2 separate regions of the Homo sapiens genome follow, and region 2 is linked to region 1. Evidence: read pairs that join two places in POLR2A ChIA-PET (ENCODE). Cell type or tissue: OCI-LY7. All regions are shown on one strand. Each heading gives the region's core, and the rest is flanking DNA. Links, peaks and the distances in the headings are about the cores only.

Evidence for each region. Peaks named below come from ENCODE experiments on the same cell type or tissue, not always from the same donor. Only the 100,000 strongest peaks of a DNase experiment are listed, where the experiment ranks them.
Region 2: POLR2A ChIA-PET joins it to region 1 with 7 read pairs; 4 of 35 experiments call an interaction of 5 or more read pairs at or near these places.

What each region holds. Positions count from the first base shown.
Region 1 is chr13:50,803,443-50,818,234 of GRCh38, forward strand. It overlaps DLEU7-AS1 (DLEU7 antisense RNA 1), which reads left to right and starts at 4,413. Exons shown (of 5, transcript NR_046551.1): 1 at 4,413-4,544; 2 at 5,098-5,264. It also overlaps a transcript of DLEU7 not described here and the pseudogene RNA5SP28. In OCI-LY7, for the core only: no CTCF peak of the experiment used is centred there; a DNase peak (open chromatin) is centred at 7,779; H3K4me3 peaks cover 1,238 bases; H3K27ac peaks cover 1,362 bases.
Region 2 is chr13:50,867,901-50,885,536 of GRCh38, forward strand. RNASEH2B-AS1 (RNASEH2B antisense RNA 1) reads right to left here. Exons shown (of 3, transcript NR_046552.1): 3 at 14,478-14,745. Among named protein-coding and RNA genes, the nearest start is that of DLEU7, 33 kb to the left of the region's middle. In OCI-LY7, for the core only: no CTCF peak of the experiment used is centred there; no DNase peak of the experiment used is centred there.

The sequences.
Region 1 (14,792 bases), core at 6,482-8,981:
AATAAAATTAACCCATTAAAGTGTGTCAAATATGGTAGCCACCAGCCCCATGTGGCTCTTGAACACTTGAAATGTGGCTAGTTCCAATTGTGATGCACAGTAATTATAAAATACACACCAGATTTCTTGGAACAAAAAGGAATAGAAATATCTTATTTATAATATTTTGTATTGATTACTTATTGAAATAAAATTATTTTTGATATGACAAATTAAATAAAACATATTACTAAAATTAATTTCTTTAATTAAAGAAAAAAGGTGATGCATTTCTTTAAAAAACAGACTTCTTTTTACTTTTTACACTAACTACTAGAAAATTTAGAATTACACGTGTAGCTTACATTGTATTTCCATTGACAGTGCTAGTCTACTATGTGAGCTGCAAATTTTTTGCCCAGTTTATTTTTATATTGTCAGATTCATCAGTTTTTTGTTATGACTTCTGAGATTTGTAATGGACTTAAAGAGATCTTCCTTACTACAATACTTTTAAAACTTTTCCATGGTGGGTCCTAGTATTTTTATATTTTTATTAACGTGGAAATCTTTGATTCATCAGGAAATCATTTTGATGTAAGGTCTGAGGTTAGAATCCAATATTAATTTTTTAGAGGGCTAGAATGAACAACATTTATTAATTTCACCCTTTTCCCACTAATTGAAATGTCATCACGTCCTAAATATTTTAATGTCAGGTAGGGCTAGTACCATGTATTTTCTATTTTTTCCCCTGAATTTTCCTGGTTATTCCTGCTTGTTTTTTTCCTTTATATGAACTTTAGAATCATATATAGACTCCCAAATTTTATTGATATTCTTATAGGACCTGTATTAAATGTTTATATTTTTTTAGAGAGAATTGAAAACTGTCTGATACTGAGTTTCCCTCACCAAGAATATAATATACTTTTATATCTGTTCAAGTGTTCTTTTGTGTCCACAAGAGACAGTGTAATGTTGTTCGTTTTATGGGGTTTTTTTTTTTTCTGTTGTTGTTGTTTTTGTTTTTGAGACAGAGTCTCACTCTGTCACCCAGGCTGGAGTGTGGAGTGCAGTGGCATGATCTCAGCTCACTGCAATCTCTGCCTCCTGGGTTCAAGTGATTCTCCTGCCTCAGCCTCCTGAGTAGCTGCAACCACAGGCATGCACCACCACACCCAGCTATTTTTTAAAAATTTTTATTAGAGATGGGATTTCACCATGTTGGTCAGGCTGGTCTCGAACTCCTGACCTCAGGTGATCCGCCAGCCTAGGCCTCTCAAAGTGCTGGGATTGCAGGTAGGAGCCACCACGTCCAGCCAGTTAAAGATTTTACATAGGTTTTCACATCTGACAAATTTATTCTAAATATTTTCTAGTGATATTGCTATCAAAAATGAAGTATTTTCTTCTATTATGCCTTTTTTATTTTAATATAGGAAGGATGATGATTGTATATATTTACTTTATAACCAAAGACCTAACTGAATTCCACTATTGTTCTAATATTTTTTTTCAGTTGGCTCACTTTTTATATAATAAAATTTTTACTTTTATAATCTACAAGCAATTATTATTTGTCTTTTTCTTTTCTAATTTGTATACATTTTCTTTCTCTCTTGTAAAACTGCATTGCTTAGGATGTCTAGATCAACGTCTATGAATAGTTGTGGTAGTAGACATTCTTGTCTTGTTCCTGACATTAATATAAATATTTCTGAGTTTCCTTATAGATTATAGCACTAGCTTTTAGATTGAGATTAGTATATTGCACTAGGTTAAGGAAGTATCTATTGCCATTTATTGACAGTTTTGTTTTGTTGTTTATTTGCTTGTTTAGTAAGAATGGATGTTGGAGTTTATCAAATGTCTCTCAGCATCTAGAAACATGATTTTTAATCTATTAGTGTGGTAGAAATATATTAATAGATTTCCTAATATTGAACCATCCTTGCATTCTAGAATAAATATAATTGCTCATGGTGTGTTAGTTTTTTAATGTGTAATTGGATTTTGTTTAATAATGCTTTATATTCATAATTTTTGTGTAATAATCCTAACAGTTATTGTTTTATTATTTTGATTTTCTTCTTCAAGAACACCAATTATGCATATGTTTGATTTTTTTATATATTTTGCATCTATCATATAACCCTTTTAAATATCTTTTTTATTTATTCTTTTTACTCATTTTTTTCTAATTCCGTCTTCCACATGTCTAGCTATGCTTTCAGCAATGCCCTGTCTTCTTTGTGCAGTTTCCTACCACTTCTCATTCAGCTTTATCGCCTTTCCTTTTTCTAGAAACCTCACCACTTTGAGGCCCAGGGAAGCACTCAGTCAAGCTGACACACCCTTATTGCTAGAGAACAAATATCAGCAAACTATAGCCCATTGGCTAGCTTTCTTTTTTGGGAAGTAAAGTTTTATTGGAATATAGATATGCCCATTTGTTTATTGTACATGGTTGCTTCAGCACTACAGTGGCAGAATTTGATAGTTATGGCAGAGACCATATGGCCCAGAAATTCTAAAATATTTACTATTTGGTTGTATAAGAAGTGGTTTGCTGCCCTCTATTGTAAAAACCTCCATTTACATTTCAGTATGTATCACTTAGAATTGTGCTTTTATGACTTTCTTGAAGCTCAGAATCCACAGGCATCTTCACTCTGGTACTTCCTATGTCCTATGCCACTAAGTCTTCTCTCTCTCTCATTTAAAAATCTCTGTTGTTTCCTAGTTTTACAAAGGATAAGCTTTGCATTACTGTTTTTCTTGATTCCCTTGATGTTTTGGTTGGTTTTTCTGAGATATGAATAAGAAAATACTCACTTAGCTCTGCATGTTAAAATTGGAAGTCCTCAGATAATATTCCAAGAAATTATTTTTTATTTTCATCTTTGGTTGGTTGTTTTTTGACCATTGGATAGAGATCTTAGCATACTAAATGTCTTTATCCTGAATATATAGAGATTTTCTCTCCTTAATTTAATGATTTTATGACTTCTGCAATTCTTTTAGTGATTATTTAGTTCTCAATGAAGAACATAAACACAACTTTTTAAAAAACATGTATTAGTAAGGAAAAATTTGTTTTATATTTTCTATTGCCCTAAATTCTGACTCATATTAGACAGCTCGGAGTAATATTTAATACTTGAAACTTCACAAGTAATTACAAATAAATAAATGCTATAAATATTAAAAAATAGGAGCAATCTCAACTTTATCCTCACATTTTTCTGCTAAGACTTATTTAGTTACATATTGGGCTTATTTTAAAATTTAACCAAAATTATTTGATCTTTAATTATGTTTTTACCTAGAAATGTATATTTAAAAATAAAGTGTAATTCCAGTTGTATTTATACTATTCAGAATTTCAGAAGTCTGTAATCCCAGCTACTCGGGAGGCTGAGGCAGGAGAATTGCTTGAGCCTGGGAAGTGGAGGTTGCAATGAGCAGAGATCGCACCATTGCACTCCAGCCTGGGTGACAGAGCTAGACTCACTGCACTCTAGCCTGGGTGACAGAGCTAGACTCCCTCTCAAAAAAAAAAAAAAAAAAAAAAGTCGGTCTGCTCCTCTGCCTTTTTTTTTCCTACTTTTAAGAGTAGTCTGCCTCCGCAAACTTTAGTAAAGAAGTACTAAAATTAAGTGTGTTAAATGGTGTTAAGATATATATAAAAATTAATTTTTAAAGAGAGTTTAGATTGTTATCTTTAAATTTTTTTATACATTTCATAAAACATAAGTATTTCCTAATCATTAATAGGTTTTAATGAGCTTTAGTAGATGAGCAGAAATATCAGAGATATAAAATGATACTATACCGGCTTCCTTAAGAAGCTTTCTATTATTTCTTAGAATCCTGCTTTATTCTCTTTCTTGAATTCATACATGGCATTTAAAAATCTCTTAAAGATGGTCATCAAAAACAAACAAATTTTTTAAAAGATGGTATTTGACATCTCCCCTCCCTCCTCCTGCTTCTCTCAAGCACCAGTTTCCAGGTACCACTGCCTATAAAGCCTTTTCCAAACACAAATTTAATCTTTGAGTGTTGAGGTTTTTTTGGTGTTTTTTTTTTTAAGGTAATGTATTATCCTATGCAATGATATTGAGCTTTTGACTGAGAAATTGTGAAATCAAAAGTAAAGTATAGGAATTCCTTAATGGACATTTCAAGAACTTTGAAAGGCTATTGTAAGGGGAAGAAAGAGGGAAAATCTGTTTCAGTAGGAGACCTTCTCACCTCTTTACTCATAAGCCAGCCCGGGCATCATATGACTTCATCAGACTGCAACTTACTGTTCTCCCCTTTGTGGGGAGTGTCAAATGCTATAATAGAGTTCTCCAGTCTGAGGTCAGCGAAAGCTTCTCAAAGGAGATGATGCCTGGCTAAAGGGACTTTCTTTCTGAGAAAGGGATCAGCATGTGCAAAGATGAAGAGGCATAAGGACTGACCAGTGGGTCACGGCAATGAGACATTTACTGCTGACCTCCAAGAGAAGACTTCCATTGAATGAGAGGAAGATCTACACTACTAATGATCAAACTGTGAGTGTTTTAGCTTTGTAGACTTATCAGGAACTTGGGAGATCAAGAAGACAGGATCAAACAGCAAATGGAGCTTTATCAGAAATGAAGAAAAGCATTTCTCCACAGTCCTAAGCTAAACCCTTTCTGCTAGTCCCAGTTCTTATATGTGCATCAAGGCAAAAAAACATTAATCAGAACAGGAATGTTTGATTGCTCATTCAAATTTGAAATAAGCAGCTTCCATTCTTCTAACCTTCCCTGGTGGGGCCATAACATTATCAATCAATATCAAGTCTGGCATATCATTGGCTATCACTATCCAGTGAGTATCTGAGGCAGCTGAAAGAAATTGGGGCATCCATGTAAGAATATTCATTTTCTATCATTATTTACTTAAATATGTAATATATCAAGATCTGTTAGACATATTTAAGTATATATACTTATATGAGGTTGGGGGTCCCTGCAAGAAGTACCAAGTGTTTCTAGAAGAAATGTACTTGAATATAATCGCTGTATAATCACTGTGAGAACAGAGTTCCATATCTGTCCTGTACATGCTTGTCTCTAGTACCTGGAGCAGTATCTGACACAGATATGTGTTGAGTGAATGGATGAATAAATAGATAGAAGGAAGATCCTCCAACTATGAAGTTTCTTCTTTTCTTCTGCTGCTGTTGAGTAGATGAGGGTGCCAAGAAATAAGACAGCAACACCAGGAAGAAGAACAAATTTGGGGTGAGTAGGGGTGGAAAGGATGACTGATTTATAAATTGGGTTTAGGAGCCAAGAGTTATGCTCTAGCAATTGGGTATAGTAGAAGATATTTAAATAAGAAATTGCTGATATTCTTGCAAACTGAGCTTTTCTGTAAAATCATGAGTTTAGAATTCTTTATTTCAGAAGGAAAAAAAAAAACTTAGAAAGGTCAGTTGGAACAAAAAGGGAAATTAAAAAGCCACAGAGAGAAACAACTATGGTGTCCTGGGGTACATTTAAAATAAGAAGGTACTTAAGCAAAATCATTGCGTTGAGGACATTTTCTTAAATAGGATCAATTACCAGTGTCCCAGTCAATTCCACATGTCAAGAAGCTTGTCTACCTACTTGACTGACCCAGGCCTAAAAATGATAATAGCAACTTGGTGGAGTTATCTAAAGTTTGACAACCTTTCCTCACCAACCGGCAGCCCCATAGGACATATTAATCACTGCAGTTTTTACCTTGTACCAGATATTTAGAAAGTAAAACCGAAGAAATTTATTTCCATGTGTTTTGGTTGAAAAAAAGAGACGTTTCACTCAATCTATTCCAGAAAATATAGCCACTTTGGGACTGAACATTTCTTTCCATCTTAGCCCAAAGGCAATCACATTAGGGACGTTGTATGCAATTGGGGTGATAAAAATTGAGCTGTGGTCTAACCTATTGCATAATTTTCATTCTAAAATTACTTGACGCCGGACATAATGGCCCCATCAGTCAACCTATCATCTGGCTAGTTAAATGAAGTAAAATAACCTCAGCTGGTCTCAGAGGAGTGAGAATTCAACTGCCTGAGGGGTTGAGATTTCCTGAGAGTTTGTTCTGGATCTCTGTTGGGTCAGCCAGCATGCAATCTTACCTTCTGTCTCCACGGAAAAGCCCATTCAGGCCAAGGGAGAAGCTGCTTTAGATGAAGGCTGTAACCCAAGATGGAAACACTTAACCAGGCCAAAAACACTTTTTTCTTTTTGGTGGATCCAGTGCACAATGATTGTTCCTAATTAGGAGGTCTGACTTGAAAAGTTCTCCCCAAATGCCAGGAGAAAGTTCTCCTTAAGTGTCTTTGCAAAAAAGATACAGTGGGACAGAAAGTCAGTATTGATTTAAGGAACACAGCTGCATAAACAATGTTCATTCACCACAAGAAGAAAATTTATAGTATTTGTCAGGGAAAAGTAAACACGTTAGGGACTCTGTTTGTGACACAGTGTCACACATGATCCTTTGAGCCAGCAGGGACAAGAACAGATCAACAACAGAAGCAGCTTTCTCATGATGCTTGGGGTAGCACTTTTTTTTTTTTAACCTAACCCATTTTCTGCTTCATATTTTAAGAGGACATTACATTCAGACCATTGATACGTCTGTGGATGTTGGGGAAAGAGAGGAAACTATAGTGATGAGTCCTCTACCATCCTCATTCTCTATACTTTCCGGAAAAGAAATTCTGGAAAAAAAAAAAAAAAAAGCTAAAAAGCTAAATTCTCTTAAGAATTTCAGTGGTTGTAGGCATTCACTCCTGAAGCTATTTTTCCCCCAGGTTTGGGATTTGGCCCAGCCTTACAGAAATGTTTTCCAGACTTTAAATTTCATGGAGAGTTAAAATTGGTTTTAAACCCAATACAGAGTTTCCATCTTTTAATTTTACAAAGAAAGGTCATCTAAACAAAACAATATGTTTCTACCATCTATTATTACCTTTGCTTTCTATAAGATATGAATGTTTTAATACCAAAAGGGAAAGGCAAGAAAAGCAAGGATAAAAGCCTCAAAATAAAGGATAAAGCCCAATCCTTCTCATTTAGCTATTGAAAGTTGAAGACTATATCAGTAAGTGGCCCTGGTCCACAGACGGGCATTTGGAAATCACCGCATTAGGGGAAAGGCCACCGGGAATGTCTTGTGCCAAGGGCTGTAGAACACAGAGGTGTTTTGTTGTGTGTGGTTCATGCAGAGCTGTCATACCCATAGCTGTTCATCATACCCGTATCTCAGCAATCTATAAGTGTTGTTAAAGGGGCCTTGGGAGGAATTCAACTGTTGTGAATTTTTTAGTTTATTTTAAAGTTTGGCAAAATTTATATTATACATCCCTGGATTCTTAAATCTTTAAAGCCCAGTGGAATTTCAAAGAGCTTAATGATGTTTTCCTTTTAATGATCTTGACCCCAGAAATTCATTTTTAAAAGTAGTGTTACAGAGATAGAAAGTGTTCTGAACATTTTCAGGATAACCTGTGGTACCAGTGAACATACACAGACTTCCTAGGGGTTCCATGCAGGAAAGTGTGTATGTGTGTGCTTGTATGGGTATGCATGTGTGTGCCTGCATCTGTTTGCATGTGTGTGCATGCGTGGCAGCTGGAAGCACCTACCAGGGAGAGCCCTACTTTTGCTTGTCAGGGCCCCAGAAAACTGCAACTTATTGCTCTGACTTAAATTGGCAAACTATAAAGGTCACTTTTGGTCCTTTTTAGAAAACATCTAACCAGAAAAGGGAAGTGCAAATTAGAACAGTTTAGGCAGAAACTGAAAGTTAAGAACCGAGGGAAGGCCTTTAGAAAGAGAAGTAACCAGAGAGGTGAGAGGAAGAACACCAAGAAGAAGGAGTGCTCATATATGCCAGACTTCTTACAAGGAGTCCTCAGGCCTCCAGCAATCCATGGCTTTACTGAGAGCTTTCTCCTCTATATAGCACTCCTATCTATTAAATAGACATGCGTAAAATTGGCTAAAACCTCCTGTCCCAGAAAGGATTGTGATGATGGGCATTTCTGAGAGGGAAGTCTGCTCACCTGTGAAACGTTCCTGGCAGAACTTCTGTGGCTCAGTCCAGGAAGAAAATGGACCCATCAAATGGGTTTAGCATTGAGGCTCCCTTCCTAGCCATTGCCAGCCTTCCAGCACTAGCCACATGGCCTGCGGATGCTAAGTAGGAAAGCCTAGCTGCCCCAACAACCTGATGTGTTTTAGCTTTAGGGCCTTACAGAGGGAAGCCTGGATCAGGAGTTAGAAGAACTGGACTTGTCTTCATATTTAAATGCCTGTAAGATGTCTGGGCATGGTGGCTCATGCCTGTAATCACATCACTTCGGGAGGCCAAGGCAGGCGGATCACTTGAGGTCAGGAGTTAGAGACCAGCCTGGCCAACATGGCGAAACCCCATCTCTACTAAAAATACAAAAAATCAGCTGGGCATGGTGGCAGACTCCTATAATCCCAGCTACTCCAGAGGCTGAGGTAGGAGAATCACTTGAACCCAGGAGGCAGCAGCTGCAGTGAGCCAAGATCATACCATTGCACTCCAGCCTGGGTGACAGAGCGAGATTCCATCTCAAAAAAAAAAAAAAAAAAAATCTGTAAGATGAAGAAAGTTGGTGAATATCAGTGGGGTGTTTTGTTTTATTTTATTCACTGATTTACGGTATTTTTTTCAGTAGCAGAACCTATTTTCAATAGAAATGCGATTTGAAAATCAATATAAATGCATAAATATAGAAGCAGCTTGATGGTGTGTAGAAGGGGCTGCAGGAGTGGACACTGGATCTCAGACCTGAGGGGCCCCCGTGGACACTGCTGATCCCAACTGCTCTGAGAAACTCCTCTTGAGACCTCCGGCGAAGATGCATTTCGGGTTTGACTGACATTCTTCCAGCCCTCACATCTGCTGACTCAGGGCTAGTGCTACAGAAATCCCACTTGGGTGTGCACATGTGGTTAACATTTTCAAAGGGGAGTTTTAGTCTGTATGTAGGGTAAAGGCAAGAAAGGCCATGACAAGATCAACAGTTTACTCAAAACTAAGCCCAAGAAAAGCAGTTATAAAGGTCCTGTCTCCATGCATCTGAGGTGTAGCACAGCCCCTACCACAGTTATGTCTGCAGAGGGGCATAAACTTCAGTCTATAAAAACAAACAGCTTTACATCAATCACAATTAGGATTCAGGGTGTTACTTGTTGATATATGTGAATAGTTACATATAGCTATATATGTATAAATAGTTACATATAGCTATATACGTATAAATCCAGTTATACATATGTATGTATATGTATAAGTCTTCTCAGTAAAGCCATAGGTAAATAAATATTTAAAGTAATGGAGGAAATTCTTAACATGAAAGTAGCAAAGACTGTAGAATGACAGAAAAAAACCTCTAAAAATTAAAACTTCTGCTTAAGGTTTGATTTGAGCTGTTGCCTTTGAAAACCCAAATGGTCCGAAAAGATAAAACACCAAATAAATTTCTTTTAAGCCCACAGCACCCGTTATTCCCACGTGATCCCTTATTCAGATACTAACCAGGCCCGCCCCAGCTTAGCTTTCAAGATCAGATGGAACCAGACACGTTCAAGGTGGTATGGCGGTAGACTAAGATTTTTCTGACTAATGCATGGATACCAGAACTCTTTGGTGTCTAGTTTGAGAGCTGTGTCATATGAAATATATACTTACATTGATCTATGTGAGTTTCACTAAAATGCTGTAAGCTTCAGGAAGGATGACTGAGAGTTTAAATTTCCTTCCTTACATCACTAAAAAACTCTGTAATTTGTTTGAGACTTTTTATATCCAATATATATACACTTAGATAACTGATAGAGGTCTTTGCTTTAAACATCGAAGTGATAACCCTGGAATTATATGGTAAAATAAACAAGTGCTATGTGTTATGGCTCAGCTTAGGAAATACCATGCATTATTTTTCAATAGTTCTGTTTTCCACAGTGTATTTATTTCTTATAAATTATACAAATTTCCCTCTGATTAGATTGAAATAGAGATTCTAGGAGATTTTTTCCATAAAAGCATTATTATCTACTTTAAAAATAAAGAGCAAATGTCATTTTTTGATCTTTGAAATAATTAACTCATTTATATTAAGGAGACTGAGCTTCCGTATTTCATGGCTAGAATAACAAAAAAGAAATCACAAAAATGGCATTTTAAGCAATATATATATTTTAAATTGGATCAAATTCAACATGGTAATTTTTAAATTAGTGAGGGATTACCAATCTCACCTGATAGATCAAATAAGCAGTATATTTTAGTCTGAACTCCAGAAAAATGCATTAGAAACGTGAAAGGCTGGTTCTGTGTCTATTTGAGTGAAGTCATTGTCACCACTACAATATTTTAAGGGATCTCTTGTGAAGTGAAAATGTGGGAAATAACTTAAAAGTCAGACCCACACTTGGAAATATTCAGCTCATGCCATTTGTGATATGGGTTTGGGAAAGAGAAGTCCACATATAGACGTTCATTCTGTCAGACCAAGGTGAGAGAATGCTTGCTTTCACTTCAACCACTTAGATGAAGATTTTGATAATAGTCATTTTTTAATATAGAGCTTACCAACTTCATGGCATTATTCAGGTATGAACATTGCCAACAGATTTCACAAAAACAGTTTTATTTAGGAAATGAACTTTGGAAAGAAGAAAGTGAAAAAAATAGAAGTTGACTCCATGATTCCTTAGCTCTCCTCTACAAGGTAATCCAGTCTCAGTCCGGAAGCCAGAATCAATGCTGATAAAATGCTGAGCAACCCAGACGAATCATCTATCCACCCATCCATCCATCCATCCATCCATCTATCCATTCACCCAGGCAGCCAGCCAGCCAGCCGTCCACTCACTCACTCATATTTTTAGAGGAACTAAAGAGTCTAGTTCCTGTGACTAAGTTGAGTTTTAGTTTATTTATATAAATTATGTTGTTTCAACAACAAACTAATAATAATGAACAATAATACCTAGCATATTGATAGTTTGGATAGTTACAATCCAATTGTAAGTAATGATTACATGTCTAACATTAGACAAAGAAACAAAAAGAACATAAAGAACCCAATTGGGCCAACCAACATGGCTGTGGGGAATCAAGGTTCTGTATCTTGATTGTGGTGGTAGTTATACAAATCTATACACTACATAGAACTACACACACACACACACACACACACACACTCGCATGAAAACTGATGAAAACAGTTTTCATCAGTTTTTACATGTATTCATGTGAGTGTGTGTGTGTGTGTGTGTGTGTGTAGTTCTATGCAATTTAATCCTGTGTATGTACTGTACCAATCCAGTTAACAGTACTGTACCAATGTAAGTTTCCTGGTTTTGCTATTGTACTACAGTCATACAAGTTATCGTCATTTGGGTTGGGTGAAGAATTCATCAGACTCCATGTACTAGATTTTGCCACTATGAATCTATAATCTGTGAATAATTTATGAACAGAATCTATAAATCTATAATTCTATTTAAATAAAAGGTAAAAAATGGAGATATAGTTATCTAGACAAATATTAAAGTGTCTGAGTTATTTATTTGGCAAACTGTTTTTCACTTGTGACACAGGTTTGCTAAGAGTCTCCCTCTTTTTCCCCCGCCAAGAACTCATTTTATTTGTTATCAACAGTGTTTAAAACCTGTAGCTAAAAGACATCTTGGAAATTGTAATGTAATGATAATTAATGCATAGAAGTCCATTTGGGAGCATGTTAGATACGTAATCATTACTTACAATTGCACGTCATTCTGAAATTTCTCACTTCTTTGAATAACCATTGTCGACAGAAAAATCTCTACACTCAAAGATCTTTTAAACCTATATATCAGTCTACTGAAATGAGGGGAAGGAAATGAGAGGGAACAGCTGTAAATCATGTGTTTATTGATACAAAAAATTACACACACATATACGCACACATACAGAGCCTTACTGAGTTTATTGGATTTCTTATCAATTCTTTTTCAATTGTTTCTATACTGACTAGATCAACTATTGAGCAGGTTCATTCATTAAAACACCTGGAAACAATGGACTAGCTGTATTCTGCAAGCAGACTAGAGGGTGGCTTGCATTTGAGCTAGGCCCAAGAAATGTAGGAATGTTTGCTTCTAAATGCTCTAGATGAACTTGAAGTAGACTGTCCCACAGGCCCACTTATGGTGCATGTGAATTTGTGAATGTTTTGTGATTTAATGGTACAACATTTTCCCTAAAGAAGCAAGTCCCAGAAAACAGGAGCAAAACAACTTTTAGTGCAACCTCATGACTATGCAGTAATTCCAGCCCCATTAACTTTAGAGCTTCTGATACTACTAACCAACAAAACTACCCCACTTTTTTATGAAAAATTCAAAAATTTGCTTCAAGAACAGGAAATATTCTTGAGGGGGGGCTGCAGAAAAGTACAATTTTATAATATAAAGTGGGTATCATGGTAAACATTTAAATTTAATTAAGCAAAAGTGTGAGGTCAATTACATCAAATGTGTTCTGAGTTTGTCTTCAATACCCTCTTGTCTCTCATTCATTAATCTCATCTCAGCCCCTCTCTGTCTTGGGCCACATTCCACGTAATTGTGGCAAAGGCAGTTAGAAGGCTATTAATTCCATTATGGTTTATATGACTGTTCTTTTATACATAAATAAAGTTAACAGAATGAGATAACTTTTATCTCATTCTCTCCCTTTCATCCTTCAATTAAACTTGCTGCAAGGCAAGAAAATGGATAGAATAGCTTATTTCTATTCCCTCTGAGTATGCCAATTAATGCAATGTGAGTGTAAACAGTAATCCTGCTATACACTCATATACTTCCATTCTGAGTTACAGAGGAAATAGGTGTCTAACAAGTATCATGTAAACTGAGACTGGAAGAGAGGCAAGGGAATATATAAAAAATGGAAGGAAAAGAAAGACCAACGTCTGTTAACTTTATTTATGTATAAAAGAATAGTTAGCCATAAAAACATAATGCCATTAATAGCCTTCTAAATGCCTTTGCCACAATTCTGTGGAATGTGGCCCAAGACAGAGAGGGGCTGAGATAAGATTAAAGAATGAGAGACAAGAGGGTATCAAAGACAAACTCAGAGGACTGAATGAGGCTGTGTATAAAAGAGCATCAGCACTTCCCAGACGTTATGAAAAGTGTCATTTGTGAGGAGAACTATATTTTTTCATATGGGCAAATCAACAAACCAAGTGCATTTGAGGAATTCTTTAAGGTGGGTCTGTGGATATCCCAAGGACATTAATTTTCCAGATTATCCCACTGCTTTCTTCATGTTTGGGATTACAGCATCAGGCTTAGTGTACCTCTTCCCCTCTCCTCCCTCCATCTGCACTACCCCCGCCACACACACACACGGCGCCAAGCTTTGCTGTTCTCCTGTACTCTTGAGCTCCATTCAGAGCTGGAATACAGGTGCAGGGAGGCAGGGGTCTTTGCAGAACCTCCTCTCTCCCTTTTGTACCAATCTAAGCCAACATTGTCTTCTCCAACTTGTTTCTAGGATCCCTGTGAATTGGTTTTTCTGCCAGATACCCTTATGCTCCATAGGCATTTTGTAATGGTTTTTTTTAAGGAAAAAGAAAATAAAGCCGTGATTATTATCAAAGTCTCCACCAAGTCAAGGGGAACAAATTATTGGTACTTCTGTGCCAGGAAAGATTTCTGCCAACCTTGGAAGTGTCTCCTGAATTATGACTGCATGCATGGAGCAGATATGAACTTGTCTGCAAAAAGAGAAATTTATAAACTATGGATCAGCTTCAAATACCATTTCTATTGAGCAAAGCAGTAAACATGTCACATCCAACAAAGGTAAAGCTCTCTGGTAACACATACTAGGGCTGTGACAGCCTAGACCTTTGGTTCTGGTATGTAGCTAAGTGAAACCAGGACTGTGGTAATTTCTTGGCTGTAGAATGGAACACTGGGATCCCTGATGAGGACACCCAGATGATATGGAACACTGCTAGTTGAAGTTCTGCTGAATTAAATGTGTCTTGAAACTCACGGATCTACAAGATTTGTACTCCTCTCAGATAGATTTACTGCATGAGGATCTGGCACCAGAGCATGAAGGAAAAATGGAAAATGGAGCCAACTGTTGGAGGGAGTTTTAAGATGTGGAAGATTTGGTTCTTGCAGTCCTATGTTCTGTCAGAAGCAAGTGTCCAGATGGCTTCCTACCCTCCAAAGGCCTTCATTTAAATCAAGAAATGGAAAACAGCCAAAGAAACCTGAAGATAGTTCCTCAATCAGTGTAAGGCAGGCAGTCAAAAGGATGTAAGATAAGCTGATCTGGGAGCTCTTAGAGCTCCCAGGAAATTACAGAATACAGTGAGGAGAGCATCTCAAGACAAGAGAAGGGGACAAGTGCCATCTTGTCACTCCTGTATCCAGCTCTAACTAAAAGATCACCAGTATGTCCCCAACTTTTATTCTATAAGAAAATGTGTTTCCACCATCCAGAAATTCATTACTATAGATCATCTAAAAATAAGAATTAAAGGAAATAGGAGGGTGAAACAGTTAAGGAAATTCAATGGAGAAAACATCAGATGATGTGACTTTTTTCAGAGTTATAAAAGGACATCCACAACCTGTCTTTATGCACGTGTCACACATTACCCAAGGTACTACATGGTCTTAAATTTAAAAAACACAGTCTGACTTTGAAGTGAGAGA
Region 2 (17,636 bases), core at 7,605-10,104, 66 kb after region 1:
CACACTGTATTAAATACAATGTCCAGTCTCTAAACAAAAAATACTGAACATGCATAGAAACAGAAAAGTGTGACCATACTAAGAAAATAAAGGCAATCTATATAGAATTTGACTCCAAGCTGGTTCAGATGTTGGAATTTGCAAACAAAGGCTACAAACAGCAATTATAAAGAGATTTAAAGTTCTAAAGGAAAATATGGTATCAGTGAATAATAGAATAGGGTATATCTACATAGAAATGAACACTCTAAAAAATAGAATTTCTAGAAGTAAAAACTACAAAAACTGAAACTTAAATTTAACCGATAGGGCTTAATGACAGATTGGAAATTGTAAGGGGGAAGTAGATAAATAGAACCTACCCAAGCCAAAACAAGCAGAAAAAATGCTGAAGAAAAATGAACAGTATTTCAATGAAATACACTATATTAGTGGCCTAAAACAAACTATCATCATATCACTAAATACAGAAAAGGTATTTGACAAAATTTTACATATATTTCTGATAAAAACAAAAACAAAAAAACTTGCTGGAAATTAGAAAGAAACTTTCTCAGGTGGACAAAGTGCCTTTATGAAAAACTTATAGCTACACCATGCTAATGTTAAAGATTTTTTTTTCCCCTAAGGTTGGAAACAAGGCAAGGATGTCCACTATCATCCTTCTATTAAACTTCTATTCACGTTATTCTAGGAGATTCTAATCAGTGTAATAAGTCAAGAAAAATAAATAAAAGGTATATGGATCGGAAAGGAAGATGTGAAACTATCTTTATTTGCATACAACATGACCATCTATGTAGAAAATCGAATGAGAATCTACAAAAAAAAATCACTAGGACTAATAAATAAGTACAGCATATTCACAGGATAGAAGTCAATACCCAAAATCAATTTTTTTTTACTATATTGGCAACAAACAATTAGAAATTGAAATTGTAGAAAAAGTGCCATTTACAATACATCAAAAAGCAAGAAATAATTAGGGATAAATTTGACAAAAGATGTGCAAGACCTGTACACTGAAAATGACAAAACATTGCTGAAAGAAATTAAAGAAGTCCCAAATCGATGGAGAGATATGCTGTGTTCATTGATCAAAGGCATCAAATATTGTCAAGATGTCAATTTTTTCCTAAATGAATAAATTGAATCGACACAACCTTATTCAAAATGTCAGCAGGCTTTTCTTGCATAATTGACAAGCTGGCAATAAAACTCATATGGAAATGCACAGGACCTATAACTTCCAAAACAGCTTTGAAGAAGGGCGAAGTTAATATCGAAACTTTTTATATGCCGTAATCAGGCAGTTTCAACCCCTATGTCATTCTGTAGCAAAAAAATTAATATGAGATGTATCATAGCCTTAAAAGTAAATAATCTATAACCTATATACAGCTTCTAGGAAGATAGGTAAGTATTCTTAGAACTACAAAAACACTAATCATACTAACAAAAATATTGATAAATTGGACTTTATGAAAATTATAATTATTATTATTTTGTTATTCAAGAGCCATCATTGAGAAAATAAATAGGCAAGTCACAAACTGGAGAACATATCTACAGTACATATCTGATGAAGTACTTATGATATATACAAATAATAATTTTAAAATTTCATTTTTTAAATGGGCAAAAAACTTGACAAAAGAAGACATATGAATGGCCAACAAGCACAAGAATGGTAGGTGAATTTCATTTGTCATCTGGAAAATGCAAATTAAAACCACAATGTGATATAATTTTACAGCCACTAGAATGATTTTTAAAAATGAAAAAACTGACAACAACAAATGTAGAGAGAATATGAGCAGTTGAAAGTCTTATACATTGCTGGTGGGTGTGTAAAAAAATGGTGAAAGCAATTTGGAGAAATGTTTGGGAGTTTCTTATAAAATTCAACATATATATCCCTTATGACTCAACAGTTACATTTCTAGGTAGTCCCCAAGAGAAATGCAAACATATGTTAACAAAGAACTTGCAAAAGAATATTCCTAGCATTCTTATTTACAAAAGCCAAAAATTGGAAAAACACCTATCAATCCACGAAGAGAATGATTAAACAAACTATCATATATTCACATAATAGAATACTTCTCAAAACTTTTTTTTTACTACTGATAACTGCAAAAATATGCTTGAATCTTGCAATCAGATATTAATCTGATTGCAGCAAATGAACAACAAAAAAAGAGTATTTACTGTAGGTTTCAAAATTTGGGCTCCTATGACCTTCATGATGCTGTTATATTCATGAATATGTTACATTATGTGGCCAAAGGGACTTTGTGGATGTAATTATGGTTACTCATCAGTTGACCTTAAGATAGGGAGATTATTCAGGATTTTCCTAGTAGAACCAATTAATCACAGGAAATCTTAAAAGCAGAGACCGAAGGGGAAGGCAGAGGAATTCAGAGCTTGAGAAGAACTCAGACTAGCTTGAGGAAAGAGGGGTCCGAGTGGAAAGGATGAGAAGAAAAGGAATTCTGTTGACAATCGGTGCTTGAAAGAAAACCAGATGAGATTCTTAGCTCAGCCAGCACCTTCGTTTTGGCCTCGTGAAACCCTGAACAGAGAATACAGCCATGCTCTGCTGGATTTCTGACCTATGGAAATGTAAGATAATAAATGGCTGTTGTTGGCCGGGCGCGGAAGCTCACGCCTGTAATCCCAGCACTTTGGGAGGCCAAGGCGGGTGGATCATGAGGTCAGGAGATCGAGACTATCCTGGCTACGACGGTGAAACCCCGTCTCTACTAAAAATACAAAAAATTAGCCCTGTGTGGTGGCGAGTGCCTGTAGTCCCAGCTACTCAGGAGGCTGAGGCAAGAGAATGGCGTAAACCCAGGAGGCGGAGCTTGCAGTGAGCCGAGATCGTGCCACTGCACTCCAGCCTGGGTGACAGAGCGAGACTCTGTCTCAAAAATAAATAAATAAATAAATAAATAAGAAAATAAAATAAATGGCTGTTGTTTTAAGCCTAAGGTTGTGGCAATTGGTTATGCAGAAATAGGTAACTAACACACTGTATTTTTCCATTTATTTAAATTACTAAAAGAGATAAAACTCTATGATGATAGAAGTTAGAAAGTAGTTGCCTCCCAAAGAAGAAAACCAAGTAAAAGAAGGAAATTTCTGAGATAATCGAAATGCTCTGTATATTGTTTTACATGGTGATTACCTGGTTTTATACAATTGTCAAAAACTCATTAAACTTTATATCTTCATTAAAACACACACACATATGATGAGACACCACAATACACCCACAAGAATGGATAAAATAAAAAAGACTGACAATAAATGTTGACATGGATGAAGAGAAACTCAAACTTTCATGCAGTGCTAGTGAGAGTTTAGAATGATAAAACCAGTGTGGAGAAGTGCTTGGCAATTTTTTATAAAGGTAAATATACATTCCCGCCATAACTCAGCAATTCCACTCATAGGAATTTATCTAAGAAAAGCAAAAACTTAGGTCCATAAAAAAGCATGCAGCAATGATCATGGCAGCCTTGTCCATAATGGCCTCAAACGGAAAATAACCTGATATCCATCATTAGGAGACTGGATAAGCAAATTGTAGGATATCCATACAGTTAAATACAACTCAGTGGTAAAAAGGAATGATACCCAGAGCAACAGAGATGAAACTTTAAAATATCATATTCAGCAAAATAATCCCCCCCACACACAAAAATACATACTGCTGATTCAGTTTATTTAAGTCAATAAACAATAAAACCTAACTACATGGTGACAGAAATCAGAAACCCAGTTGCCTCTGGGTTTAGGAGGTAGGTAATTAATTGAAAAGGGACACAAAGGAACTTTCTGAGATGATGAAAGCATATTTTGGTTTTGGTGGTAAAAAGTGTTCAATGACATCTGGGAAAGCATGGTGAGGAAGATTTTATTCAGAGCCACGGAGACAATATCAGTATTTATAGCAGTAAATAATTGTCGAAACTTATTAGACTGAATATGTAACTCCTGTGAATTATGTAGTCTGTAAATCGCCTCATTAAAAAATGAAAACAAAAATCCTAAGAATGTAGGAATAGTATATAGTTAGACATCCTTTACTCTAGTTGATGCACTTAATTGTTGAGTGCCTACTGTGCCCCTGGCCCTTGCTGAGCCCTGAAACTGAAAGACCATTTGGGTTTGACATTCTCTGTCCTATCTTAACAGATGTGCTTCAGACCAGACATAGTCCTTTTAATGATCAACTTCATCATTTCAAACACGTCTTCTGGCCAGGCGCGGTGGCTCACGCCTGTAATCCCAGCACTTTGGGAGGCCAAGGCGGGCAGATCACCTGAGGTCAGGAGTTCGAGACCATCCTGGCCAACATGGTGAAACCCCAACTCCACTAAAAATACAAAAATTAACTGGGTGTGGCAGTGTGTGCCTGTAATCCCAGCTACTCGGGGAGGCTGAGACAGGAGAATCGCCTGAACCTGGGAGGCAAGGTCACCATGAGCCAAGATCGTGCCTCTGCACTCCAGCCTGGGCAACAGAGCTAGACTCCATCTCAAAAAAAAAAAAAAAAAGTAAAAAAAATTAAAAATAAATAAATATAAATAAACCGGTCTTTATGACATTGATTGTAGAAAGTTACATATTATAAATATACATTGAACCTGAAACATTTGTATTTCCAACAACTACAGTTTGAAACAAACTATAGCTTTTTTTTACAGGAAATGGAAAATTGTGTATCTAAGGTATGGTTTTATTGAGAATACTGAGCCCACTCAAACTTTATGGGGTTGAAAACTTTTAATTAAGCTAAGGGAAGATAGGTTTAGATTTCTGTTTCACTTTTTCTCTTCCAGCAGCATTTGTCTACTATGGATCATTTATTCACTGCTTCTATACTTCCTGATATTATCCTAGATAAGTCTTAAATATTTTATGTTAGTGATTCTAAAGATTTAAAAGTTTTACAGAAAGAGTAGAGGAATTGTTATAGAGATAGAAAGCTTGAAAATTCCATTTTGCCTTTGCAGAGCATTTTGCTTCAAGATTTAAAGCAGGGTACAGTTCACAAAGGGAGAAATACAAATGACCAATAAATATGACAAAAGTTAAACCATTCTAATAATAAAGAAAAATAAACTAAGAATTAAATGCCATGTTTTTACCTCTCAAGTTATCAAAGACTTTTAAAAGTGACATTATCCAGATTTGGCTGGGGTATAGTGTAGATTGCCGGTGGAAATGTAAACCGGCACTATTTTTGGAAGAGCAATATGGTCATAGGCATCAATAGCCTTTACATGCAGGCAGCTCTTTCTTTGCATGATGCCATGTTTTTCAGAAACTCAATGATATCAGAACTGTGCAAAATGAGGAGTGTCTGTATTGCTTTAGATCCAAAAATTCTACCTCTAGAAATCTATTTTGAGAAAACAAATAGGGATGCATAAAAAGATTACCATATATATATATTTATTGGGGCATTGTTTATAATTTTCAAAATAATCTACATATCCAACCATAAGGAATAAGTTAAGTAAATTATGGTGTTTTCATATAGTGGAAACTATATTCCATATGCTCCATAAAAATCATGTTTTCAAACAATAAAGACATTTGGAAATGCTCATTCTATAATCTTCAATAAAAAATCATGATACAAAAATTACATACAGAATGATCTCAATTTTATGTGCATCTATACAGTCATGTTCCCAAGCACATACACACATGTAAGTAATTTAAGTTAAGTAAACATGTTAAGAAGGCTCTTCCTGAGTGATGAGATTATGAGTAATCTGTAATTTTTCTTAAAGGTTCTCGTACTTTGTTAAGGAAAAAATTATCTGATGATACTTGTTAAAGCACAGTAAGGCAGACTTTATTCAGGAGCATTGTGAAGGTATAGGAACCATGGCAACAGAGTCTTGCAGTGAGACAGAGAGATGTGTGCTCGATTCCAAATATGGCATGGGCAAGTGGGAATTTATAGCCAAGCAGCAGGGTGGGGGTCAGTGGATGGAAAATTACCAGGAGGAATTATCAGGGGTAAGGGGAATTCTGGCTAACCCAATGTAATGTGATTTTTGCTGAAGACAGGCCAGGGTGATCAGACATCACCCAGGGTGGTTAGGGGAATGGTATAGGATGAGGAACCCGATCAGATATCAAGGGTGATCAGATATTGAGGATGGGACCACTTGCTAAACCAACTGAGCAGGGCTCTTTTCTAAAACTGGATTTTACAAGGAAGTGCCCAGATGGGGCTAGGGGAAGTTTCAGGAGACTGACTAAAGTTTGGCCAATCAGAGAATCTTTGTCAACTTCCCCAGTCTTTGTCATAAAACTGGATTTTTTTTATATTTAAGTTCTTTCAAGAAATACATTGATATACTTTGTAGCACATTTTTAAAATCTGGAACTATATAAAGGAAAATGTAAAGTTCTTGTACAGAAGTGATCGTCCAAACCATTTGTTCCATATTTGCATATGTATAACAGTATATTTCCATTTTGTAAAAATGACTTCATTGAAATATAACCTACAATACAGTACAATAATCTACATCAATTTTAAGTGTATAATTTCATGAGTTTGGCAGATGTACATTCCAGTAAACCTCATCATAATCCAAGCAGAACCCTCCCATTACCCCCAAAAGTGTGTTCATGTCCCTTTGCAGTCCAATGCTCCCTCCTCTAATCAATTTTTTGTTACTATAGATTAATTTTTTTCTAGAAATTTATATAAATGGAATTATACAGTATATACATATATATAGTCTTTTCTATCTAGCTTCTTTTACCCATCATTATAGTTTTGAGATTCATCCATGTGGAGATATACATATATGTAAATTGTTCCCTTCTTTTTATTGCTGAATTGTATTTAATTGTATGGATGCACTGGATAACCCACATTCTGCTTATCCATTTACCTGCTGAAACATTTGGGTTATTTCTAGTTCTTTACTATTATGAATAAATCTGCTATGATCATTTGTCTATAAGTATTTGTGTAGACAGATGTTTTCATTTTTGGGGACATATACACCTAGGAGTGTGTAATAGTCTAGGCTTTCCAGAGGAACAGAAGCAATAGGAGATGCAGATTGAGTATATCTAATCTGAAAATCCAAAATCTGAAATGCTCCAAAATCCAAAACTTTATGAGCCCTAATGTAATGCTCAAAGGTCCATGCTCAAAGGAAATGCTTATTGGACCTTGTTGGGGGGGGTGGGGGTGTGTGTGTGCACGCGCGCGCATGCATGAGCGCATGTTCAGGCTAATTTCTTATAGTAAACACATATGTACATAAATATAAAATATATAGATATGTGTGTATGTACATATATATTAATATTTACTATAAGGAATTGGCTCGTGTGATTACTGGGGCTGAGAAGTTCAAGATCTGCAGTTGCCAAGCTGGGAACTCAGGAGAGCCAAGGGTGTAAGTTCTAATCTGAGAAGACCCATGTCCACGTCTGAAGACAGGCAGAGAAAGAATTCTTTATTACTCAGCTTTTAATTCTATTCAGACCTCAAACAAATTGAATGGGGCTCACCCACACTGGGGACAGCAATCTGCTTTACTCGGTCTACAGATTCAAATATTATTCTCATCCAGAAACACCCTCACAGACACACTCAAAATAATACCTTGCCAAATACCTGGGCAACCCAAGATGTGGTCAGCTTAACACGTAAAATTAACCATCACAGAGTGGAATGGATGGGTCAGGTGGTAGGTGTATGTTTGCCTTTTTAAGAAACTATAAAAATGTTTCCAAAGCACGTGGACAATTTTACATTCCCACCAGTAGCATATGAGAGGTGTATTTCCTACACATTTTACCAACACCTGCTATAGTCAGTCTTTTTAATTTTAGTCATTCTAATAAGTGTGGAGTGTTATCTCATTGTGGTTTTAATTTGCATTTTCCTGATGAATAATGATGTTGAGCACATCTTCCTGTATTTGTTTGCTATCTGTGTATGTCCTTTGGTAAAGTGTCTGTTCAGATTTTTTGCCTGATTTTTAATTGTGTTGTTTCTTTTCTTATTATTGAGTTTTAAAAGTTCTTTACATATTTTGGCTATAAATCCTTTATCATATATAGGCTTTAGAAATATTTTCTGCCAGTTTGCAGCTTCTCGTTTCATTCTCTTAATTGTGTCTCTCCAAGAATAGAAGTTTTAGATTTTGATGTAGTTCAATTTGTCTTTTTTTTTTTTTTATGGACTATGCTTTTGTTGTTGGATCTCAGAAATTTTTGCCTAACCCAATGTAACAAAAATGTTCTCCTATGTTTTGTCTAGAAGTTTTATAGATTTACTTTTTTTTTTTTTTTTTTTTTGAGATGGAGTCTTGCTCTGTTGCCCAGGCTGGAGTGCAGTGGCGCGATCTCGGCTCACTGCAAGCTCCGCCTCCCAGGTTCACGCCATTCTCCCGCCTCAGCCTCCCGAGTAGCTGGCCTCCCGAGTAACAGGCGCCCGCCACCACGCCCGGCTAATTTTTTTTTTTTTTTTTGTATTTTTAGTAGAGATGGGGTTTCACCGTCTTAGCCAGGATGGTCTTGATCTCCTGACCTCGTGATCCACCCACCTCGGCCTCCCAAAGTGCTGAGATTACAGGCGTGAGCCACCGCGCCCGGCCTAGATTTACATTTTACATTTATATATGAGATTCATTTTTAGTTAATTGTTGCATATGAAGGAAGGTATAGATCAAAGTTGGGGTTTTTTTGTATACAGATATGTAAATGTTCCAGCACCATTGTTGCAAAACTATCCTTTCTCTACTGAATTGCCTTGGCACTGTCAAAAATTTGTTGTCCATATATGTGAAAGTCTATTACTGGACTGTCTTCTGGACCTAATGTCTGTGTCATTATCTCTTTGTGTATCTTCGTGCCAATATCAAACTGTCTTGATTATTGAAGCCTTGCACTTTGAAATCAGGTCGTCTTAGCCCTCCAACTTTGTTCTTCTTTTTCAAAATGAATTTGCCTATTTTAGGTGCTTTTCATTCCTGTGAACTTTAGAGTTAGCTTGTCATTTCCTACAAAAACAAACAAACAAAAAAAGCCTGTTGGGATTTTGATTTGGACTGCGATGAATCTATCAATTTGGAGACAACCGATGTCTTAATAATATTAAATCTTTCACCCATGAACATGGTATTAGTAACTATTTATCTATCATCTATCTATAAACATTGTTAAAACAATCAAACACTGCTGATACATATACACGTTTTGTTGTATGCTGACCATTTCATGTAGAAACAACGATAGTGACTGAAGCAAATAATACTGATGCCTATAAAATGGCAAAGCCCTGGTTCTGTCAGTCCCCTGTGATTGGAGACAGGGCCCATCTGATCTCTGTGTAGTTGGGCTGGGTCTGAGCTTTGTCACAGCTTATTGTGATTCAGTTCATGGCTGGTTTTAATATCTGAAAAGTAGAATCAGTACTTTTCTCTCAGTGTATCTTGGAATCCTAGAGACAGTAAGACTCTGGAAAGTTCTCCAAGCTTCACACAGCCCAGCCCCCAACTTTCCAAACTGTGGGAGTTCTCTTTATGCCTTACAGCCCAGCCACCAACTTCTTGGGTTGCTGGGGCCTTTTCTTTGCCTAAACTCTGCCTCCACATCTCAGAGCCTTAAGATAGCTCTTCCTCCAGCATTCAATAGGTGGCTACAATGTACTCAGTAGAGACCTTGTGTAGGGAGGGTGGAGGTAGGGGTGAGGTGGGTGGGTAGGGTTGAGGGGATTGGAGAGTTGAAAGGGTTTTCGGGAGCATCTATTTCTCTCAGTTCTCCTGCTTTGCCTCTGGCTACTGCAGGCTGCTGCCTTGCATTTGGTGAAAGCCTCGTGCTTTCTAGGAGGGGATTTCTTTCAGCTTTCCTGCCTTACCCCCAGTGTGTAATGGGGACTGCCTTGCAATGGATGAACCTCACATGCCTTGGAGAATCCCTCTTGCTTCTCCTGCCTTGCTTCCTGTGCTCAGTGGGCTACTTTCTTGTACTTTGGGAAGACCTGGTGTACCTGGGGAGGGTATTTCTCAGTTCTCCTACCCTGGCACCAGCTTTCAGTGTACGACTCCCATCCACTCAATGGAGGCTGGGTGGGTACAGACTAGTTCTATTCCTGGGGTACCTTGTGATTCTACTCTGTTATGCCAACCCATATACAATCATCCAAAATTTGTTTAAAGATAGGCTGGTTTCTCCCTTCCTCTTCTGTGCTCCTTCCAACATGTCCCTAGGAACAAAAGCAGCTGTGGGACTCTTCTCTCTAGGAAGAGCTTGATCCTTTTGGAAATGTAGTTAATTTGAGGGATTTTTTTCTTTTTTTTTTTTTTTTTTTTGGCTCCTGGGTTCTCTGATGAGTGTGAAACATGCAAATGAAAGCAACAACAAATAAAACTGTCATTTGTAGTGCTTCTGGTCTGTTCTCATGGTTAGAGTAAGAGTGATAGACTCCTGCAAATTTCTGCATCTTATAAAAGAGTGGAGGCTTGTCCCCTCATTGGGTTTTGTACATTGTCTTTGGGCTGTAGGTTGTACCTGTCACTAAGGTACCTTAAATAAACATACACACACATTTCGTTTTTTAAAAATGGCTAAGTCAAGCCTCTAAGTTCAACATCCAAACTCCATGTGAAGGAGTTTCAACTTTCTTTGGTTTTCAAAAATCCCCTCTAAGATCTTCCATATTTGTGATGGAATTTACATAAAACATTTATTCAAAAAAAAGTTATTGAATACCTAGTATGCACTAAGGGCTGTTTCAGGACCTGGAGATGCAAGATAACAGTGCCATGGAGCTAACGTTCTAGTGGACTTCTGGAAAAACTAAGGGATCGTGACTTAGCTGTGACTGCAAGTCACATATGCAAGTTCACCACAGTTGACCTTTTGAAACAGTCATTTCAGGAGTTAAATTATAAGGAAAATTCATTCCAGACCTCTGCTGAAATAAACAATGCTTCTAAATTCTATAGAGATGTGTAGCCAGTGGGGAGCTGTCTGACTACATCAGTTTACAGACTTCTTTCAGCAAAATCAGAGATCCACATGGAAAACCAAGTATTCAGGAGCCTCTATGTATATTACAGCATGCCCTGGGGCCTCAAGCAGTCTCCTTTATGTGTAATTTTTTCATCTGTGACAGATTTAATGTGGATAATAATGCTTACTTAATAAGCAATCCAGTATAATTTAACAGAAGTTACTAATGTAAGTTCAAATGAGTTTTCATTTACAATTTTAAGAACACCATGTGTATGACAGGAAAACAGTGGGTGAAGAGCTGATCTAAAAAGCAAAAATGGTAACATCCTGAATTATGCCATAGAATCCATTTATTTTGATTAACCAGCTGAGACTATGAAAGGTGGAAAATGCATTTCATGGTAGATATACTTTAGGTATAATACTAAGAACTTAAACCAAAGGATTGTACCATTCACCTGACATATCATAAGACATGAAATCATGTTTACTTACATACTTTTAGTTTATCCATTAAAAAAAGAGTCAGCAAACTTTCTCTAAAGGTCCAGGTTGTAAATAGTTTAGGCTTTGCAGACTATAGTTTCTGTTGCAACTACTCTATTGTAGCATGAAAGCAGTCAGAGACAATAAGTAAATAAATGGGCAAGGCTGTGTTCCAATAAAACTTTATTTACAAAATCAGGCAGTAAACCAGATTTGGCCTGTGCACTGTAGTTTATCAACCCCTAGACCATCCTGGCTAACATGGTGAAACCCCATCTCTACTAAAAATACAAAAATTAGCCAGGTGTGGTGGTGGGCACCCATAGTCCCAGCTACTCGGGAGGCTGAGGCAGAAGAATCACTTGAACCCGGGAGGCAGAGGTTGCAGTGAGCCGAGATCACACCACTGCACTCCAGCCTGGCGACAGAGTGAGACTCTGTCTCAAAAAGTAACTAACTAACTAACTAAATAATAATAATAAAAATAAAATGTCATATTGGCATTGTAATTACACTCTCCAGAAGAAATTACAGGTTATGTACAAAATGTATTGCTCCATGACTGGCTACAGGCAGAATGGGTGGCTGTCTGTGTGTTATGACTCTATTAAAATATTACTGTATTATGGAAGTATTTCTAGACCTGTATGATGGAATTTTTTAGTGTGTATGATATCAATACATAATAACCCTGTGCCTGAGGGTGATTAGGGAGATAGATTCTCAATAGACTCTGATGTAGTAGGTTTCTTCTGAATGGGGAAGAATTGATTAGATTAAGATCACTTTAAAGCTGTAGTCAAGCTTGTCCAACCCATGGCCTGCAGGCTGCATGCAGCCCAGGATGGCTTTGGATGTGGCCCAACACAAATTCATAAACTTTCTTAAAACATGAGATTTTTTTGCGATTTTTTTTTTTTAGCTCATCAGCTATCAGTAGTGTTAGTGTATTTTATATGTGGTGCAAGAAAATTATTCTTCTTCCAGTGTAGCCCAGGGAAGCTGAAAGATTGGACACCCCTGATGTAGATGCTTTCAACACCATTCATTCATTCAACCAGCACAGATGTTGTTCACATCATGTTGGGAACTGGGGGTATAAAGAGAAATAGAAAATAGTGTATTTCCCCAGTGGCTCACAGTCTAGTGACAGAAAATGATGAAAACAAATAATTAGAGAAATGTAATAAATTCCGTAGTAAAAGCATGAACAAGGCACGCTGGTGTATTGCAAGGGAAGCTCTTAACTTTGCCTGCAGATATTAAAGAAGACTCTGTGGAGAAGATGACATTGGATTGGATTTTAAAGACTAAATGTTTGCCAGGCAAACAAATGGGGAAGATAATGCCAGGAGAACAGGCAATTTTATATTAGTTTCTTCACTTTCTTCTCACTCCTTGTTATCTGGCTTCTCCGTCTCCACAACTTTACTAACTCTTTTCTCCTGAAAGACTCCAATCCATAAGTGTTTCTAGGCTACGTTTTCTCCTTGACTATTCTGCTTCATTTCACGTCACTAACCACTATCTCTTCCTCTTTCCTTCTTTTGATTTCTTTTTAACAGATTCATGCTTTTGAATGATCATTCAGCTTGCAGAGTGGAGGATAGATGGTAAAAGGGAGACTGGCCAGGATTTTAATGTGTTGATCAAAGTAAGAAATGATGAGGGCCTGACCCAAAACTTGGAGTGCTAATTGAGAGGCAGCACAGATTCTGGAGTTATTAGACAAACTGGCTCCAGTGAATAGGGCCCATGAAATGAGAAGCTGGGGACAGGGGTGTGGGAGGGAAGGGTAAGGGTCATGTCTGACCCCACCAGATGTGCTGTGGGCTTGGTGTCTTGGAGCAGGGGTCCGCAACTCTTAGGCTATTGACTAGTACCGCTGGTTCACAGCCTGTTAGGAACCAGACTGCACAGCAGGAGGTGAGTGGCAGGTGAGTGAACATTACCACCTGAGTTCTGCCTCCTGTCAGATCAAGGGCAGCATTAAATTCTCAGAGGAGCATGAACCCTATTGTGAACTGCTCATGTGAGGGGTCTAGGTTGTGCTCTCATCTAATGCCTGATGATCTAATCTGACATGGAACAGTTTCATCCCAAAACCGCCACCCCCCACCCAATCCATGAAAAAATTGTCTTCCACGAAACAGGTCCCTGGTGCCAAAAAGGCTGGGGACTGCCTTGACAAAGTAATTGACTCTCTTCTTAGAGATGCTTTCACTCACTAACATAAAACAGATTCAAGGATATTTTTCTCACATTTTAAAAGTATTATTTTTAAAGTTAAAATACATATAACAAAAAAAGAACCGCCTTAACCATTTTTAAGTGTACAGTTCAGTGACATTAAGTACATTTACATTGTTGTGCACCAATCACAACCATCCATTTCCAGAACTTTTTCATCTTGCAAAACTGTAACTCTGTACCTACTAAACAATAACTCTCATTTTCCCCTACCCCTGCTCCTGGCAACCACCATTCTACCTTCTGTCTCGATGATTTCATTACTGTAATTACCTCATATAAGTGGATCCTATAGTATTTGCCCTTTTGTGACTGGTCTAGTTCACTTAGCATAATGTCCTTAAGGCTCACCCATGTTGTAGCATGTGTCATAATTTCCTTTTTAAGGCTGAATAATATTCCATTGTATAAACATACTACCTTTCGTTTATTCATTCATCTATTGATGGATACTTGGGTTGCTTCCACCATTTGGTTATTAATTTTACTCACTTTTTAAAGCTTAAAATAACATTTGTAAAATGCTTATACTATTTCAAATGAAAATATGTGCAACTTCTTAAATTTTTTGAAGTATGAATTATTATTTTTTCATTAATTATGTTAACAGTATAGAAAAAGAGAAAAGTGCCAAAAGTTGATATCAACCAGCACAAATTTTTCAAAATCTTGTTACTCTTCTTATTAACATTCTAATTATTCTTTTTGTCATTTTTTCTGCCTTTCACTTTCTTATTATGACCCAGTTAAGAGATTGGCTGTTACATATAATAGTCAAAATTTGTTATGATTATGATTTTATATACTCAGTCCTTGCTTTGTTTTACTTGAATCTTTGCCAAATTCCATGCTCACCATTACTTCTTGCATCCCAGTTCTTTCACTTTGTAATTTTCTTCTTCCATAAGTACATCCTTTAGTAGTTCTTTCAGTGAGGATCTAGTCAATTTCCCAGACTTTATTTCTCTGAAGGTCTATTTTGCCTTTACTCTTGAACAAAAAAAAAAAAAAGATCATAGCTAGACATATAGTGAAACTTCAGAACACCAAAGACAAGTCTAGAAACTTAACAACTTTAATACATACACATGTGGTATATGACAGAAGCAGCATTAGAAATTAGTAGTCTTAGCCAAGTGTGGTGGCTCACACCTGTAATTTCGGCACTTTGGGAGGCCAAGGCAGGCAGATTACTTGAGGCCAGGAGTTCAAGACCAGCCTGGCCAATATAGGGAAATCTTGTCTCTACTAAAAATTACAAAAATTAGTTGAGTGTGGTGGTGCATGCCTAGAATCCCAGCTACTTGAGAGGCTGAGGCAGGAGAATTGCTAGAACCCAGGAGGCGGAGTTTGCAGTTAGCCCAGATTGCGCCACTGAACACCAGCCTGGATGACAAAGCGAGACTCTGTCTCAAAAAAAAAAAAAGAAATTAGTAGTCTTGGATAAATGGGCTATTCAGATAGATAAAAGACCTAAATGTAAAAAAAAAAAAAAAAAACCAATATTGTAAAAGTTCGGAAGAAAGAAAATAATATCTTTATGACATTGGAGTGGGGAAGTACTTATTACATAAGATTTTAAAACATAAACCACAAAAAGAAAAGGAACTTGAGTATCTTAAAATTTAAAGCATACCTCTGCACAATAAATGAAATCATATAGCAAAAAAGCAAGATACAAACTAGTATATTTGCATATTACATAGCACATACAATTATTAGTATATAAACAATTCCAACAAATTAATGAGAAAATGTAATAACCTAATTTTTTAAATGAGCAAATAATATGAGTAGGCAATTTATGGGAGAAACTTGAATAACCAATAAACGTGAAAAATTGGTTAATCTCATTAGCTGTCAGATAAAACTAAAACAACATTAAGTTGACACTTTACACTCATTGGCTTGGCAAAGAAAACATTTCAATCTGACAACACAGAATATTGGTAAGAATGTGGGAGAAGAAGAGCTCTTAAAAATCATTAGTAAAGAGTAAATTTCTATAATCACTTTGACAAACAATTTAGCATCACTTAATAAAGATGATAACACACATAACATACAATCTAGGTTGTTCCACTTCTAGTTACAGATCCTGGAGAATGTCTCCAGTATGTGTAAAATGGAAATAGACACAGGCATTCATTGTACCACTTTTGTAAGTATATAAAAGGACTAACAACCTAACTTGATGAGTGACTAGATAAATAAAGTGTGGCTTACCATAGAATAGAATACCATGTAGCAGTTAGAATAAGGGTACTGGATACAAGTCAACATGGAAAAATCTTTAGAAAATGATCTGTGTTAAAAGCAAGTTGCAGAATGCCACTGCTCAGATTCCCTAGGAAACAGACCCTGTGACCATGAGAAGCATACAGAAAGTTTATTAGGGAGTGTCTTCAGGATTAACACCTGCGAGGAGCTGGGCACAGTGGCTCATGACTGTAATCCCAGCACCTTAGGAGGCTGAGGTGGGTGAATAGCTTGAGCCCAGGAGTTTGAAACAAGCCTGGCAATACTGTGCAACTACATCTCTACAAAAAATTTAAAACTAGCCATTGCATGGTGCCAAACGCTTGTGGTCCCAGCTACTTGGGAAGTTGAGGTGGGAGGATTGCTTGAGCCTGAGAGGTGGAGGTTGCAGTAAGTTGAGATTGCACCAGTACACTCCAGCCTAGGTGACAGAGAAAGACCTTGTCTCAACAACAACAACAAAACAAAACAACAAGAACAATGACAAAACAAAACCCTGCAAGGAGTGAGGAAAGCGAGACTGGCAGAGGGAGAAGTTAAACCACAGTGTAGTTGCAGCAGAGGCTTCAGTCAAGCCTGTGGGGAGCTCTGGAGCTGGGATCTCCCTTTAGAGTAGCCCTGAGTTGAGGCAAGAAGGCCAGATCTTCCTATTGAAGAAGGAATAGGAATTGTTTATTTACTAATAACTGTATGTGCTATGCAAATATACTGGTTTGTATCTTGCTTTTTCACTATATAATTTCATTTATTGTGCAGAGGTATTTTTTAAATTTTAAGATATTCAAGTTCATTTTCGTTTTGTGATTTATATTTTAAAATCTTATTTAATAAATACTTCCCTACTCCAATGTCATAAATGCCCTATCCCCTCTCCCAGTCAATGGTCAGTGGATGCTTGTAGGGAGGGTGTGTGACTTTGGGCAAGGCTTATGGCCAAAGGGAATTCTTGGTGAGAGATTCAACTGGAAGCTATTCTAAGCTTACATCTCCAAATGAGGGAGCAAGTGCCTTGTCCTGAAGATCTGGTGGGCCATGCCACAGTGTCTACCACCCAGAATGATCTGATTAGTATTAATATAATATTTGTGTCATTTTACAAACACACAAAAAGCAATACGCTAGTTATGTATATATAAATACATTAAAAATTGCAAACACTTGTATGGGAATTATACATCAATTTCACCATCATGGGTACTAATGAGGGAAAATGGAGGTAGAGACGGAGGTAGGGATGAGGTATCTGAGGCTTCAGCCATTCCTTTAATATTTATTCCAAGAAAGATGGGAGGAGAAGAGAGAGTTAAAACAAACATGACAAAATGTAAAAATCAGTTCAATATTATGATACGGTGAAGATAGGAATATGTGATTATTTTTGTACTTTTCTATGTCTGAATACTTCATTATTTAACCCTAAAAGAAAATATTAGAGAATATGTCTCAGAGAAATAAGAACTTGAGAGTCATTCTGTTAGGCCTTAAGTGGTCATTGGGAGAGCAGAGATTGACATTCTGTGAATAGGGCTCAGGGTCTTAACTGTAAAATAAATTAGATTATTTTAAGACTACCTCCAATTTGGAAGAAAGACTTTCAATTTTATGAATGTTTTGATAAAATC